2 separate regions of the Mus musculus genome follow, and region 1 is linked to region 2. A link is a loop called in an ENCODE intact Hi-C map of the cell type or tissue named here. Cell type or tissue: left cerebral cortex. All regions are shown on one strand.

Region 1 (8,000 bases), 260 kb before region 2:
TCAGACAAAGGCATACCACTGTTTGCATCCCAGCTCAAAAGGCACAAGCTCCTGGCAACCGACCACTCAAGAAGAAATGGACCTTTTATATAGATCTATATGGACTAAAAGATTTAGTAATTAAAGCAAATCTATCTATCTATCTATCTATCTATCTATCTATCTATCTATCTATCCACATCTTGCTCACCTAGTCAACCCAGGCCCAGATGCCTTCACTATTGAGTCTAGCAACCATTGAAAGAATTAACTGCTTTATGCAAACCTTCCTCCCAAATGGAAGAACGCTTCCTCACCCATTGTATTAAACGGACATTTATCCTAAAACCCAAACTAGACAAGGATATCCTTAGGACACCACAGACTTAAACCTTCTTTTGAAAAAATGAATTGAGATTTCTTCAATAAAACACTAGCAAACCGAATCTAGGAACGCATGTGCAAGTAACTCTATAACGTCGTCAGGTGTATTCACTCTAGGGACGCAGGTTGGTTTAACCTCAAACATTAAGTGACTAGAGTACAAGGGTGTATAAAAAGATGAAGATCCTAGAATCACCTCCATAGATGCATAAAACAAAACAAAACAAAACATTCATCAGACTTTTAGCACCAAGCACTCAACAAACTAGGAAGGGATTCGGATTTCACTGCCCTAAAAAGCATTCCCAGAAGCCCACACAAGCGTCATGTTTAGTGGACTGTCCACCTGGGCCGGGTGGAAGAACAGGTGCCCGTTTTTGCTGTCACTGTTGGACGGGTTTGAAGCACTGAAGGGCGGCGAGGCAGGCAGATTAGATGAAGTGAATGGACCTGCATGTACAGGCACATGACCTTGTGTGTGCAAAATCCCAGGCAGTCCATTAAAAGCTATTAGAACTAACAATTGAGTTTATCAAGTTTGAAGCCCACATGTGTGTGTGTATGTGTGTCTGTGTCTCTCTGTGTGTGTATGTTATCTATAATATGTATGTATAAATGCTTGTCCATACATTTATTTATATAACATGCATTTCTATATACTTGCAAGGAACCATCTGAAAATGAAGTTTAGCAAACAGTTCTAGGGGCAGCAAAATAGCTCAGCGGGTAAAGGTACCACCCACCACCCTGGTCGGAGTTCCTTCTCCGAGACCCACATGGCAGGAGATGGGAATCCCCTTGTGAACATTGTCCTCTGGTCTCCTCATGCACACTATGACATGTGCACACACAGCACACAGATGCATGTAATTAAAAGTGGAAAAGATGCCTATAGCTAGCCATGCTGGTAGTATGCAGTTCCAGAACTCAGGGAGCAGAAGCAGAGGCAGGGGATTGCTTTAGAATCCAAGGCCTGCATGGATCATATAACGGGTGCCAGACTAGCTGAGGTTAAATAGTAACACCCCTGATTGAAAAATATAAAGAAGGAAGAGAAGTGGAAGAGGAAGTAGAAGAAGAAGGTAGAGAAGAATAAGGACAGGAAGGAGAAAGAAAGAAAACAAACTATTTACAATTGGTGTGAAATCCTCCCCCCTGCAACAAAATATTTTGGAGTGTTTCCTAAGTAGTTCTATGACAGGTTGATGCAAGCTAGACTCATTAGAAAGAAGGGAGTCTCAATTGAGAAAAATGCTTCCACAAGATTCAGCTGTAGGCAAGTCTGTGGGGCATTTTCTTAATCAATGATGATGGGGGGAGGGCTTAGCCCATTGTGGGTGAGATCATCCCTGAGCTGGTGGTCCCAGGTTCTGTAAGAAGGCAGGTTGAGCAAGCCATGATGGGCAAGCCAGTAAACAAAACCCACCCTTCCATGGCCTCTGCATCAGTTGCTGCCTCTAGGTTCCTGCCCTGCTTGAGTTTCTGCCTTGGCTTCCTTCTGTGGACTGTGACTCTTCTTCAAGTTGCTTTATGTCATGGTGTTTGATCACAGCAATAGTAATCCTAACTAAGACAGACTACATTAGATGAGATACGAGAGTCATTTCCTGAAGACTACCGTGCCACATTAAAAAAAAAAGTTAAATACGTTGTGATGAATGGCATTGGAGTGCAACAGTTAGACCTGGGACACCTTCATATATACATATATATATTTTTTTTTAATTAGGTATTTTCCTCATTTACATTTCCAATGCTATCCCAAAAGTCCCCCATACCCTCCCCCCCCCCACTTCCCTACCCACCCACTCCCACTTTTTGGCCCTGGCATTCCCCTGTACTGGGGCATATAAAGTTTGCGTGTCCAATGGGCCTCTTTTTCCAGTGATGGCCGACTAGGCCATCTTTTGATACATATGCAGCTAGAGTCAAGAGCTCCGGGGTACTGGTTAGTTCATAATGTTGTTCCACCTATAGGGTTGCAGATCCCTTTAGCTCCTTGGGTACTTTCTCTAGCTCCTCCATTGGGGGCCCTGTGATCCATCCAAAAGCTGACTGTGAGCATCCACTTATGTGTTTGCTAGGCTGGGACGCCTTTTTGATGTATGGCAAAGGCTCATCCACAGCTTTGTATCATGTGGAGGTGGTGGGGCCTTAAAGTGGTGGGTTCTAGTGGGAAGAAGTCTTCTGGTTATTGGGGACTATACCCTTGAAAGAGATAACAGGACCCTCCTCTCCCCTCCTCTCTTCTGTCTTTTGTGTGTGTGTGTGTGTGTGTGTGTGTGTGTGTGGTGAGTGTGTGATCTATCATGGGCTTTTGTTGCAGCCCCAAAAGGAAAGGATTCAATGAAGCATGCACCGTAACCTCTAAATGAACCTAAGTTGAATCATCTCAGGCATTTGTTGGAGTAACGGGAAGGTGACATCTGAGGATCAACCTCCAGTGAACATCCAGCTGGAAAGGAGGCAAGCAGGGTGCTCATCAGCTCGCCGAGCAGAGGAGCAGAGCTCAGTTGAGAGACCAATAAGCATATGGAAACATGGCCTCCCTCCCTAGCGAGCAGGGAGATTGCCCATTAAAGCCATAGAAGATGACATCTATTTCCAAGCATCAGTCTGGAAAACATATTTAATGTTCCCAATACCAGCTGTTAGGGATCTAGGATCTTTTACATACTACTCATATTTTTAGCATAAATTTGATTTGTATGCGTTGGTGTGCCATCTGCAATCTCTCTTCAGCCCCAAATCTGCTTGTAACTCTGCCTTGCCCTGTATATCCTAAGCAAATGGTTAACCAAGCATGAGAACTACCAAAAAAGTTTCTAGCAGGAAACTTTAAAGTAGTCAAAGGCTGGAAATAAACTAAATGTCCATCAATATAAAAATGATCCACAAAGTCATCTACTTCATCTGCAGTGGAACGTGTCTTCCTTAGGATTTTACTGCTGTGATGAGGCACCATGACCACAACAACTCTTATAAGGACAACAATTAATTTGGGACTCACTTACAGGTTCAGAGGTTCAGTCCATTATTATCATGGCAGGAAGCATGGCAGTGTCCAGGCAGACATTGTGCTCAAGGAGCCAAGAGTTCTACATCCTGACCCAAAGGCAGCATAAGGAGACTGTGCCACTGGATGTAGCTTGAACATGTAGGAAACCTCAAGGCCTGCCCCCACAGTGACATACTTCCTCCAACAATGCCACATCCACTCCAACACGACAACACCTCCTAATAGTGTCGTTCCCTATGGGCCAACCATTCAGACACATGAGTCTATGGGGTCCATACCTATTTAAACCATCCCAGAGAAGAATACCACTGAGCAGTTACAAATGTATGTATAATAAGAACTTCAGGGTATGGTAGCTTATGGGTGTAAGCCTTGGGGTTTGAGGCCAGCCTGGGCTACACAGTGAGTTCCAGGACAGCCTAAGCCCTGCCTCAAATAAAGAAATAACAAACCTACAAACACACCCACCAGCATATCTATGGATCAATGTTATGAAGAATACTTTCTATTGAGCAGAATGTTACTGTTGGTGTAATTTTTGTGGCTCTTGTGTGGACTGTGAGACATCAACTGTGGCATCACTGAACAACAGATACGTAGTAGAAAATGAAGACCTAGGTGGAAAGGACACTCACTTTGCCATAGCGATTGTCTCTGGAATTAGGGGTCCCTTGCCTTGTCCATGCTGCCCTAACTCTTTAGAGTTTGAGGTGACATGGCATGCAGGGTTTGGTGCCGCTTTGGGAGCTGTTCCTGTGTTTGCTGAGCCTTGCTTTGGTCTTCTCTGTTGTTAGTCTAGGCCAGTGGTTCTCAACCTTCCTATTATGACCCTTTAATATTGTCTTTACCTCTCACTCTCCTCCCTTTTTCTTGTCTAGACTCTAACAGAGGCCTCTAGTTGTTCTCTGTTTCATATCTAGAGAAATCTGATCTAGACAATCCTTCTTTGAGACTCTAGGTGATTGTCCATTGTGCGGACAGTTAAAGCTGGGCCATTCCTCTCAAAGGCCAGTATCCTACTCACTCTCACAATAGAACCTCACAAGAAGAAAATTATTCTTTCCAATTTTCTTAGGAAGAGTAAAAAAACCTAAACAAAAATCTAAATATTTATTTAAGAAGATTAGGAAAGTCATGGTGTAGTCGTATAATTAACTGGTGGATAAGAGTAAAAATAACCTGAAATGTTAAAAGTTCACAAGAAATAAAAACAACCCTGAGAAGATAATCTTGGTGACATGCACAGAATAACTCAGCTACATAATGTGCTTTGAAAACCAGTAAGCTAATTTAAAATCACTTAAAATTGTGCCTGTGTACTGAAGAATTGCTTGCATTAGTAGGCACATAAATCTCAGTGGGTCTCAGTGATGGTTAATTGTGATTGTCAACTTGACAGGCTTTAGTGTCACCATGGAAACAACTTTCCGAGCATGTCTATGAGGGTTTCCTACTGAGTTAACTGAGATGGGAAGAGTCACCAAGAATGCAGGCAGCACCATCCCATGGGCTGGGGTCCTGGACTGAATAGAAAGGAGAAACTGAGGTGAGCAGGATTCATCTCTCCCTGCTTCCTGACAGTGAGTGTGATGCAGCCAGCTGCCTCACCCTCCTGCCACCATGCCCTCCCCACCATGATGGACTGACTGATCGTGCCCCCAAACTGTGAGCCACAATAAAACCTTCTTCCTTCTTGTCAGGTGTTTTGTTGTAGCAACAAGACAGTAACTAATACTCCCCTGAGACTTTTTGAATGTTTTGTGAGGCCAGAGGGATTTTTATAATGGAATGGTTTGAATGTGAAACCTCCCACACAGGGTCCTGTTTTGAGTGCTTGTTCCCTGGCTGGTGGCACTATTTTCAAACACTGGGGGCCTAGATGGAAGAGGTGGGTCCTTAAAGGATGAGACTGAAGGTTCTCCCCCTGACCTGGTGCTAGCTAGCCTGGTGCTAGCCTCACTGAGTGTTTCTTGCTGGACCTTTTGAACACCCTCTGCCCTATGATCCCACTTATGAAAACTGGGGTTCTCTATCATAGCTTTCTCTAGATCTCACCTTTCTTTTCCCCTAAGGCGTTCCTGAAATGGAAAAGTAACTGCTATAGTAGTAGTACCAAGGGTTTCTCTCTTTTCCTTTCTTTGTTTCTTTGTTTCTGTCTTTGTTACTTTGTTTCTGTCTTTGTTTCTTTGTTTCTTTCTCTTTCCCATGATGGTATGAAATGGCTATATGACAGGTAACATCACAACTGCAGGAGAGACACACAGAGAAGAGAACCCAGCTGTCTTCAAGCAAGACAGAGATGGGAGACATTTCCCACATGTTACACAATGCTGACCTTCTTTTACTGTGGAAAGCATGCTGACAACCATCCAAAGTATCCCAGTCTGTACTGTAAATATTGATAGCCAAAATATACGTGTGATGATTTTGAGGTCCTCAATATTTTTTAAGGAAACAAAAAGGGTTCTTAGACAAGAAATGTTTGTGAACTGCTTTTCCAAGTGCACCCACAGGAAGACAAATATGAGTGTGAGGTCCCTGGGTGGGGGAGGGGCTTGGGACCTCAAAAGGGACAGCAACATTACTAAAGTAAGAGAGAGCTGGGAAGATGACTCAGTGGGTAAAGTGAAGACCTGAGTTTAGATTCCTAGCACCCTCAACAAAATCTGGGTGTGGTGGAAGACACACTGCCTGTAATTCCAGTGCTGAGGGGCAGAGACAGATGGATCATGGAGAGTCTCTGGCAAGCCAGTCTAGTCAAAGCAACAAGCTCTGGGTTCAATGAGAGACCGTGTCTCCAAAAATACATTTTAAACTGATGGAGGAAGATATATGAAGTTGACCTCTGACCTTCCCAGCTGCACATGCACAGGTGAGTTTGTGTGCATCAACACACACACACACACACACACACACACACACACACGCTTGCACACACACGTACATGTGCACGCACAGCACAGCAGAATATTAGTGAATGATAGGACTTTGTGGTTGCTACAGTGTAGTTTTGTAATTTTGGTGTGTTAACAATAAATTGTAATAAAAATAAATAGCTATAAGTATGCTGTTTAGAGTTAAGGAAGTAATTACAAGAAACACTGTCAACCAAAATAGCCAGGAGACAAGAGGTGGGCGAGACAGCATGGATGGTGATGGCTCTTCATAGCCAGTTAGTCGGCACCGTTTCATCTGTTACTAGGCACACCCACCACGCTTTCACAGAAATAGTCTTTAAGGAAAGTAAACAGCAAAAGGAGAGAGAAAAAAAACCCCACAAGCTATACAAAGCTCACAAATGAGGGTGAAGTCTGGAAGAATGTAAAATTTAAAAGCGATTGTGTTTAGAGGGTTCATTTTCAAGCATTCAGTACTGGGTTTGTATGGTTATAAAACAAAATTATTTCTTAATTAGTAATGAATCAAAAAGACATAATTATTCTTTTTCTCAGGAGAAGACATTGTTTAGAGTTGTAAGCAGTAGAGGTTTTTGTTTTTTGTTTGTTTTTTGTTGTTGTTGTTTTTTGTTTTTTGTTTTTTGTTTTTTTTTTTAATGTTGGCAAGTGCCAATCTTTTGTATGCTGGCCACTATGATTGGAAACAGATCCTTTTAAAATCTTGTAAACATAAAGTTTGTCTTTCGAGACCCAGTGAACCTCACTGATTCCTATGAAATGGGTACCACGTACTGCCAGACTGTGGAACCATGCCAAAGTTTCTCCTGAGATTCTCTGGCAAACTCTCTAAATCAAATACTAATTGAGTCAAAAGATTCAACAATGATACACTGACAATTTATAGTTTGTTGCCTCAGATCATCGGTGACAGCTCTTTGTTTAGAGGAACATGAACCCAGGAGTCCAGGAAGCAAGAAGTCACTTCATGGTGCAGCTGACCCAGTTCTGTGGCAGCCACAGCCAGAGTCGCCCAGGTCGCCCATCAGAATGTTGGTTGGTCTCCCTCTCCTGGGTTGTGAGGAGACAAGGATGCTTCCAGACAGTTTCTGATTTGCTTTGTTTTGGTGTGAATCCTGTCAGGAATGGCTTCCAGGAAATGATACCAGCCGGTAGTTTCCCAGAAGTCTGTGGCTCTGTTTGGATAAAACTTGAATGGTATTGCTGTGCGGTGGATGTGGGGAAGTTGGGAATCAAATGTAGGGAGGGACTGAGTGGCAATGTGGAGAAGGAGCATTCCAGCAAGCCATCATGGGTAGCATGACCCTCCTGTGGCTGCTAAGACAAACAACCACAGCTGCTCTGCTTAGGGCAACAGGCATTTATTTTTCTTGGTTCAAGAGGCAACCTAAGTATCTGCAAAGAAGATTCTACCAGAGGCTGGGGGTGGGGATCTGCCCCATACCCCTTCTAGGTTCTGCTTTTGTGGACAGCCCCTAGTGTCCCTGGCTTGAGCTGGCAACCCTTTGGTTTGTACCATTGTCTTACAGATCTTCTTAATCTCCTTGTGCCCTTCTCTCTTCTTACACAGACACTCACCATTGGATCTGGGGTGTAACCTTAACCTGGGATAATTCACTCCAAGTCTTTAATGAGTGGGATCCATGAAGACACATCCTATAGTTCAAGGTGAATAAGAACTTGGGAACACATGATCATCTCAC
Region 2 (8,000 bases):
CAGGAACTTAGAGAGTGGGCAGGGAGCACCATGAGCAGGCAGTGATGCTGGGCAGCCTCCTGCCTCAGGTTCACATGGAAATCCCATCCACAGTCAAGTATAGGCCATCGCTCTCCTGTGGCACGCAGTAAACTTTTGTACAATGTGAAGATGGTAATTCTGGACCTCTGCCAACTTGCAATGCTGGTAAAAGATTTAATTTAAGGAGCTTAGCTAATTACATCATTAGCCAGTGTGCGAAAACTCTTAATGAGACAAATATTTTGGACCAGGGAATTCAATAGCACTTCACGAGGCTTTTAATTAGAATGGAACTAGGGGACGTGTCTTTGTTTGTAGCTTCCTCCGTGTTAACACAACAGAACATGTTGGTGGGGGACAGCCAGTGTCATTCTGTTCCATAGAGAAGCTTTGGGAGCCACGTGAATAGTTTATTGCAGTGCTTGCTCTTTGAATAACCAACAGGTGCTTGGCCCATGGCAAACCTCGTCAGTCTGAAATGTAAGAGAGTTATCCATGGTCCAGTAAAAGAGAGAGATGTCCATTACTGGAGAAAATCCAGCAAATGGGCTTCCCTAGTAAACATTGCACTAGGAAAATACCGTGTGTGTGTGTACCTGTACATGCACGTACGCATAGAGTTTGTGTGTGTGTGTATATGTATGTGTACCTGAACATACATGCATGAGTATGTACGTACTTGCACATGCATGCTTGTGTGTGCATGTGTGTGTGTGCACGGGCAGGTCAGAGGTTAGTATCTGTAGTGCTTAGTTTTAAATGCCAACTTGCCATAATCTAGAATCACCTGGTAAAGAATTATGACGATGAGTTTGGTCTGTGAGTGTGTTTGTGGGAGATTTTATGGATGGCTCAATGACACCATGGGAGGCACCACTCCCTAGGCTGGGCCCTGAGCCACCCAAGAGTGCAGAAAACTGAGTGACCAAGCAGATAGCATGGGTACATTTGCATCTTTCTGCTCTTGACTGTGGATGTGATGTGAATGGCTGCTTACATTCCCATGCTAACTTCTTAGTAATAATAATGGACTGTGACGTGGAGGTGTGACTGAAGTATGCCCCCGTCTCCCTTAGGTTGCCTTGGGTCAGTATATTTTACACAGAACAGGAGTGGAGCCAGAAGAACATTAAACGTCTTCCTCTATCACTCTCCTCTTTATTTTGACTAGCGTTGCTCACTGAACCTGCAGCTCTCTGATTTGCCCGAATCAAATGAAAGATAAAGGCAGTGTTTGTGAGAGGCAGACAAAGCCGTGCTTTGAGGGAAATTTATAGCTCAAAATTCTAGCAGTAAAAACAGGGCTTGGAGAGGTGGCTAAGTCTGCCTTGCAAACATAGGAGATGAGTCCTCATTTTTTAAAAAGAAAAAAGTTGCAACTAAATAGATGGATCAACAGTTAAGTGCTTTTTGGGAGGTGGGGGAACTGGATTCAGTTCCTGTCAACTGCATGGTTGCTCACAGCCTCGAATAATTCCAGTACCAATGAATCTGACAACCTTTCTCCACAGGCATGTGCCAAACACACATACATACAGACAAACATCCATACACATAAAATAAATATTAAAATAATCTTTTTAATCCAACTGTGGTAACATGTGGTCTCACCCAGCACTGAGAGGAGGATTCAGGTGGACCCCAGCGTTTGCGCAGCCTTCCTAGGCTACAGGAAGGCAATAGAAGTCACATTCCACACTCAGCAGCTACTACACACTGCCTCACACCTTCACCAACAGAGCCACTTACCTTGTTGCTGCAACCAGAAACAATTGAAGGGAGAGAGAAGTCCATCCTGGCGTACATCTGGGTGGAATTCACAGCGGGGGGAGCCTGAAGCAGCCAGTCGCATTGCTTCAGCATTCAGGAACCAGAGAGAGGAACCGGAAGTAGGACCTGACTGTCAAGCCTCAAAGCCTGCCTCCCATGATCCACTTCCTCCAGCAAGCCCCACCTCCTGAAGGTTCCAAGGTCTTCCATCACCATGCTTTGATGGAGTGTGCTCAAACGCAGGTGCCTGAGGAAAGAGCATGTTTCCCTTCCAGCCCACAGCATATTCTCTCTCTAAAGAGCGTTTATCCTCTCTGTTAAAGTTGTTACTCTTCCCGGCCCATCTTCACGATTGTATTTTCTTGTATTTTACTACACTAAAGAGCTGTTCCGTTTTAAAATTCTTTCATTTTGTCTTCTGTGTAAAGAACCAGAAGCTTCCATCCTGGATAAACCAGCAGTGCCTCTTTCCCCACGCTGATTTATTAGAACTCCAGGTTCTGCAGATAAGCTACAAGAGGCTGCTGTGCTCTTCCTGGAACCTCACTGTGTTAAGGTTAAGATCAGGGTCCACGGTCTCTGTCAGGAAGCCTTGCTGCCTGGCCAGAGACAGCTGCAACTCTGCCAAGCTATCCCAAACTGCTTTTCCATCTAGATTCATGCTGGGGACTGACTGAGGAAAAGCTGTGGGATCCATCCTTGGGAAGTGCACGGCCATCTGCTGCTCATGTGTTCCAGGGAAGAGAATGAGCTGCCTGCCTCGGGTGTGAGAATCTGGCACCACATGGTTATCTAGAGATGACCACCTGGTCCTCCCAGGAAAAGACCTTGCTTGTTGAGAGCAGATGCAATGACTTATCCTTGTCTCCCCTCACTGTGGCCACCTTGACAGGCACACTGTAAAGGATTCACAGGAAACAGAAGGGCAGAAAGAAACATCCCACGTCTACAGATGCTCATGAGTCACTGGGAAACCCTGTGGGAGAACCAACTGGTACCGTCATGGAAGTGTATGCTTGGAGTAAATGCTGTGTCCTCTGGTTGACAGCTCTGACAGCTCTGGCCCAGAACTGCCAAACCAGATGGTTGCTGCTACTGCTTTTTTTTTTTTTTTTTTTTTTTTAAGCTGGTGCAGGCGTGGTGACACATACCTGTAATCGCAGCACTGGAGAGAAACAGGCAAGAGGGGCTTGAATTTGAGATTAGACCTTGCCGAAAAGAAGGAGGAGGAGGAGGAGGAAAAGGGAGAAGGAGGAGGAGAAGGAGAAGAGGAAGAGAAAGCAAGAAAGAAGAGGAAGAAAGAAGGAGGGGAAGAAGAGAGAGAGAGAAAGGAAGGAAGGAAGAAAGAAAGAAAGAAAGAAGAAAGAAAGAAAGGAAGGAAGGAGGTGGAAGAGAAGAAGAGGAAGAAGAAGAGAAAGCAAGAAATAAGGAAGAGGAAGAAAGGAGGAGGAGGAGAGGAAGAGGAAGAATAAGAGGAAGAAGAGGAGGAGGAGGAAGAGAAGGAGGAGGAGAAGTCGAAGAAGAGGAGGAGGAGGAGAAAGAGGAGAAAAAGGCGAAAGCACAAAAGCATTGTGGACCCAAGACATCACAGATTCATAAAATTGTATGTGTGCCTGTGGCATGTGAAGCTGAGGAACAGCAGAGTGGGTGATGGGCAGAGGTGGTGTGGGGGGCAATGGGGTACAGTGATTATGCTCAAAATGTACTACACACTCATGAAATGGCCTTGAGTAGCCCTGTATAATGAAAGGGGAAATGGAAAAAAATATTTCTAAAGAAACATATGGCATAGACTAAGAAACAGGAAATTGTTGGGATCTAGACTCAAGCAAGCCAACAGGGGAAGGCGGCATTTCTGAGAGTGTTAAGCTCTGCCCCTGTGTGTGCTTGATACTAAAGAATTATTACTTTATGTGTGTTAAGAACATGGAAGCTAGAGAGGCGGTTCAGTCACTAAAAACGAACACTTCCCAGCCTTCCGTTCCTGGCACCCACACTGGTGGGCTTGCAGCTGCCTGTAACCCCAGCTCTAGGGGATCTGATGCTCTCTCTCTCTCTCTCTCTCTCTCTCTCTCTCTCTCTCTCTCTCTCATAATTGGAAACAAAAATAAATCTAAAAACTCTAAAGAATGGGGATATTTTGTTGGGGATATTTTGTTACATTTGCAAAGGAAAAAGAGCGGCTCCTTCTCTGTTCACCCCCTCCCCCTGAGGTGTTCACAGAGCTCATGAGTGCTCTGCAAACAGGCCAGCCCCATGCAGTTCTCAGAAGGGGTCTAGCACCTGCTCAAGGGCCCCATTCACAGAATGTCTGTCTTGAAACTCTCCCCCCTCACCTTGAGTTCTCTAATCCTCTTCAAAGGCCCCTCTGGTATCAGAGTTGAAGCATGATCCTAGTTTCTGAAATAACCTTTTCAATAACCAGATAAGGATGCTTTTGTAACCTCATTTAATGAACATTTAAGGAAAGGAATGAGGTGCGCAAACCACTGCATCATCTTCGTTTCACACTCTCCTTTCAGCCTGAATAACTAAGTCTTGCTTATTGCTCATCCAGCGCAGTCAGCTGACGTCATTTCCATGTTCAACTGTTGGTCCTCACAAGCCAACCAGAGGTGACTGGAACAAATTCTTCCTTTCCTGTGTGGAATGCCAGTTATGGCTGCGGGAAGGAACAGAAGGACGCTAAGCAATTTTGAGTAGAAAATGCCTCTCAGGGCAGTCACCACTTAAATTTTCCCCTAATAAAGTCTGCTGTGACTGTCAGAAAAATTTTATTACACCATCATTAAAGAGCCAGGGCAGCTGGACTTTTCCTTCAGGGCCTAAAAATATTGGTAATTTTTTTTTTTTTGCAAGTCAGACCACAGCGTGAGAGCTCATCAGAGAGCCATTAGAGCTGCACGGGCTCACTTAGTCAGACCGCTCGTCCTGTGGATCTCAGCAGGGCAGAAAATAGGACTTGGCACCTTTGACAACAAGAACACATTGATCCACTCGTTTGAGTCCCAGGCTCTGAATCGATATGGGCTTCAGAGGCTCTCTGAAATTTATGCCCATTTCCTTTTTTCTCCTTCTGCTTAACCCAAGCCTTAGTACGACCTAGAAAAAAAAAAGTAGGTTTGATTTGAGTTCCTATGACATCATTAAAGACACTCTGGACCATGTGTCCAGAGTCCAACCACGATGTCCTAGGATGTCCTGAGTCTCTGATAACAAAATATTCTTTGTTTACTCATCATGGTGAGAGACAGGACCAACAGACAGAGTATATACTAAATTTATTAGATTGGCTTACGGGATACAGGGAGGACAATCTAACTGTAACTGACAACCGGGAGGCGAGCCGACTTACCAGTCACAATCTTACTGAAGGCCTGGAGGATTCCCAGAGAGCTGCTAGCCTTCAGTCCTGCTGGAAAGCTGAAGAGGCTGGGCTCCCGTGGCAGTGGGGGATGCCAACAGCTCGCACAAGCAAGAGGCAAAGGAGGGCAGGGGTAAAAGAGGCTCTCTGCATTCTTGCCGGGAACCCTCTGCCCAGCATCCCTGGTCGAATCACCAGGAGCTCCCTGGGGTCATTTTCTCAGGCAGCGGTGAAGAATTTTACAGTGTGTCCATAGACACCAAGCAGGGACAGGGAATATCTTGCTTGCCTCACAGAAACTCCAGATTTCCCAACATGTCACCTGGATTTAAAAATCTGAAAACAGTTAAGCAGGTGTCACTGGGTGGGGGACAACTCGAGTTACTGTGATTTTCCCAGAAGCACATGCGGCCTGGTCAGGGCAGGTGTTAGGGTGTGCTCTCCAAGGGTATTCTTACACACATGTGTGCACACCTCAAACAGTGGATGTGTGCTTTCCTGCCAGGACTCATTCTCCTTGTTCTTTGAAGGTGCTTATGTATATCATTGAGGAAGAATTTTGGAGAATATATAGAAATCTGGAAATTGACCATTGATTCAATATGGCAACCAACCCAAGAGGGAGCTGGGTTGTGTCTTTGGTAAAGCCCAATGAATGGCATAAATAAGACGTTCCGCCCCAGGGATGGGGGAGGTGGTTTAACTAGTAAAGCGGTTCTCTCACAAGCCTGGGAACCTGGATATGGTTACCCAGAACCCATGGGGGAAAAGCTGTAAGAACAATAATTGGTGGAAAGAAAGAAAGAAATGACCTGTTGTCACCAAACAGCCCTCAAAGCAAGGTCAACTCATGCCCTGTCATCCCAGTTGTCCCCACAAAAGCAAGCTCACAAGTGAGATGCCACCATTGTCACCAGCTCAGCTCAATCTAGATAGAAATAGAAACCATCATCTATCTTTGCCTAGTAGACCCCACAGATCTACAAAATACCCCCAAATAGTGCCTTCAGATCGCACTGAGCCACAGCCAGTGACCATCTGAGTCCCTGAATCGATGAGTTTTTGTTCATCTTTTCTATGTCGCCGCTTTGTACTTGGTTATTAGGACCCTGTCTCTAAAGGACACACAGCAAATTAAGCCTCTAAGCCTCAAACTGAAGTCTGGGGTTGGTAGAGTATCCAGGTTTAGAGCGCCCCCGTGTGGTGTCTCTGGAGAAATACCAAGTCTGACCACCATGGTTTTTTATGTCTGTCTCCCTGCTTTGCTCCCGTGTTCCTGGTTTGCTCTGGTTCCTTTTCCTTTCACTGTGCCCAATGTCAGTGGGCAGCGATAATCCCAAAGAGCCCCCGTAAAGGTCTCACTGCGCTGGCTGCGAAATACAGCCCGCCATTCACACGGACAGTTTTCAGTAGAGACCACATTTGGTCTTTCTGGTTGTTCTCGCCCAAGAAATGAAATGCCCTCTTAGCACAACACAGAACAGCCACCAGGATCTGTGGGATCTCACCCCACAGTATTGGTGTGTGTGTGGGGGGGGACATTGTGGTGTGCCAGGGTCTGCTGGGCTCTGCTAAGCGGCAGATTGAGGTACCAACATGCATAGGGTTTGAACTCGTAAACCACGTGGCGCTGTTAATATGGGCACAATGCAGAGTCACCTGCCGGGGCTTGGGTAACCTACAAGAGGCAGAATCTCCAAAGAAACCCGACCCACTCTCCCCCAAAAGCCACCAGTTGCCAACAGCTCTTCACAGGGGTAGGGTTTTATGAAGCACACTGGGGTTTCGACTGGCTTGATGTTGTGTAAGTCTTGCACGTGCAGTCCCGGCTGTGAACTCGGGTGCACAACAATCCTATCAGGTCCAAAAGATACTGTTTCACATAGTCGCCCGACACCTCCGACTCTCACAGTCTTCCCTCTCCCCTCTCCCACAAGGATCTGAGAGCATTTGGTGGTAGGTATGCGATACAGACACGCCCACTCAGGGCTGAGCACTCTTAATTTTTTGCACCTTAGCTAGTTGTATCTACATCAATTGCCATCTTGGTTGGGTTTTTAAACCTTATCTGCTTGGGAAATTCCAAACTATATGAATATTCTAATTGGAAGAATTAGACAAGACATGGCTATTGTGAGCACCTCAAACAACAGGGAATGTTCTGAATATGGTGATGTTGGCATGTCCTTCCATGTCAGATGTAGACAGACTCTGGCCTTTTCCTTTACTTTTTCTTATTTATTTTATTTTATTTTATTTTATTTATTTTTACCACCTGTATGATATTCCATGGGATATATATATATTACCAAGTATATAGTGTTCTTTGATTGTAATGTGCAGATCTGGTTCCATCTCCTTCCTACTTCCTCTTGGCGCTTCATGGAGGTATGCAAGAGAGTCGGGGGCCCAAAGGGACCTGCAGGTATGAGCAGCTTTGGCTCCAGATAATGAGCTAAGAGTGGGTTGATCATCTTGGTCTTGGCTTCCCGAGAGCCCATGGTGGTATAAGGATGAATCTTGAGTGTCAACTTGTTGGAATCTGGAATCAACTAAGAGACAAACCTTTGGGTCTCTCTGTGAAGGTATTTCCGGGGAGAATTAACTGAGGAAAGAAGACCCTCACCTAGAGTGGGCAACACCTTCCAGCGGTTGCCCAGATACAAAGAAGACTGAGAGGGAATTAGTACTGCCTGTCTGCCTCTGCATCACGTTACTAAGCAAATCCACGCTGTTGCTGTTGCTGTCACTCTTGCCTGACATCAGAATCCAACTTCTTTGGCCTTCCAATGTGGACTGGAGACCAGAGGCTCTAGGATTCCCAAGGCTTTGAGGACTGCCTAGG

Evidence for each region. A loop is a pair of places that touch in the nucleus more often than their neighbours do. Peaks named below come from ENCODE experiments on the same cell type or tissue, not always from the same donor. Only the 100,000 strongest peaks of a DNase experiment are listed, where the experiment ranks them.
Region 1: a loop joins it to region 2, with 6 times the contacts of the local background. A loop is called at or near these places in 2 of 42 quality-filtered maps.

The regions. Positions count from the first base shown.
Region 1 is chr8:126,211,557-126,219,556 of GRCm38, reverse strand. All of the region lies in intron 2 of Slc35f3 (solute carrier family 35, member F3), which reads right to left. Among named protein-coding and RNA genes, the nearest start is that of Gm31165, 76 kb to the left of the region's middle. In left cerebral cortex, no CTCF peak of the experiment used is centred here; DNase peaks (open chromatin) are centred at 3,001 and 6,557.
Region 2 is chr8:125,954,202-125,962,201 of GRCm38, reverse strand. Gm31069 (a long non-coding RNA gene) reads right to left here and starts at 5,251. Exons shown (of 2, transcript XR_388208.3): 1 at 5,147-5,251; 2 at 4,224-4,453. It overlaps Gm42056 (a long non-coding RNA gene), which reads right to left and starts at 1,764. Exons shown (of 2, transcript XR_879364.1): 1 at 1-1,764. In left cerebral cortex, a CTCF peak has its summit at 6,347 (motif pointing left); DNase peaks (open chromatin) are centred at 2,694, 3,604, 4,283, 6,329 and 1 more place; H3K4me3 peaks cover 572 bases; H3K27ac peaks cover 1,168 bases.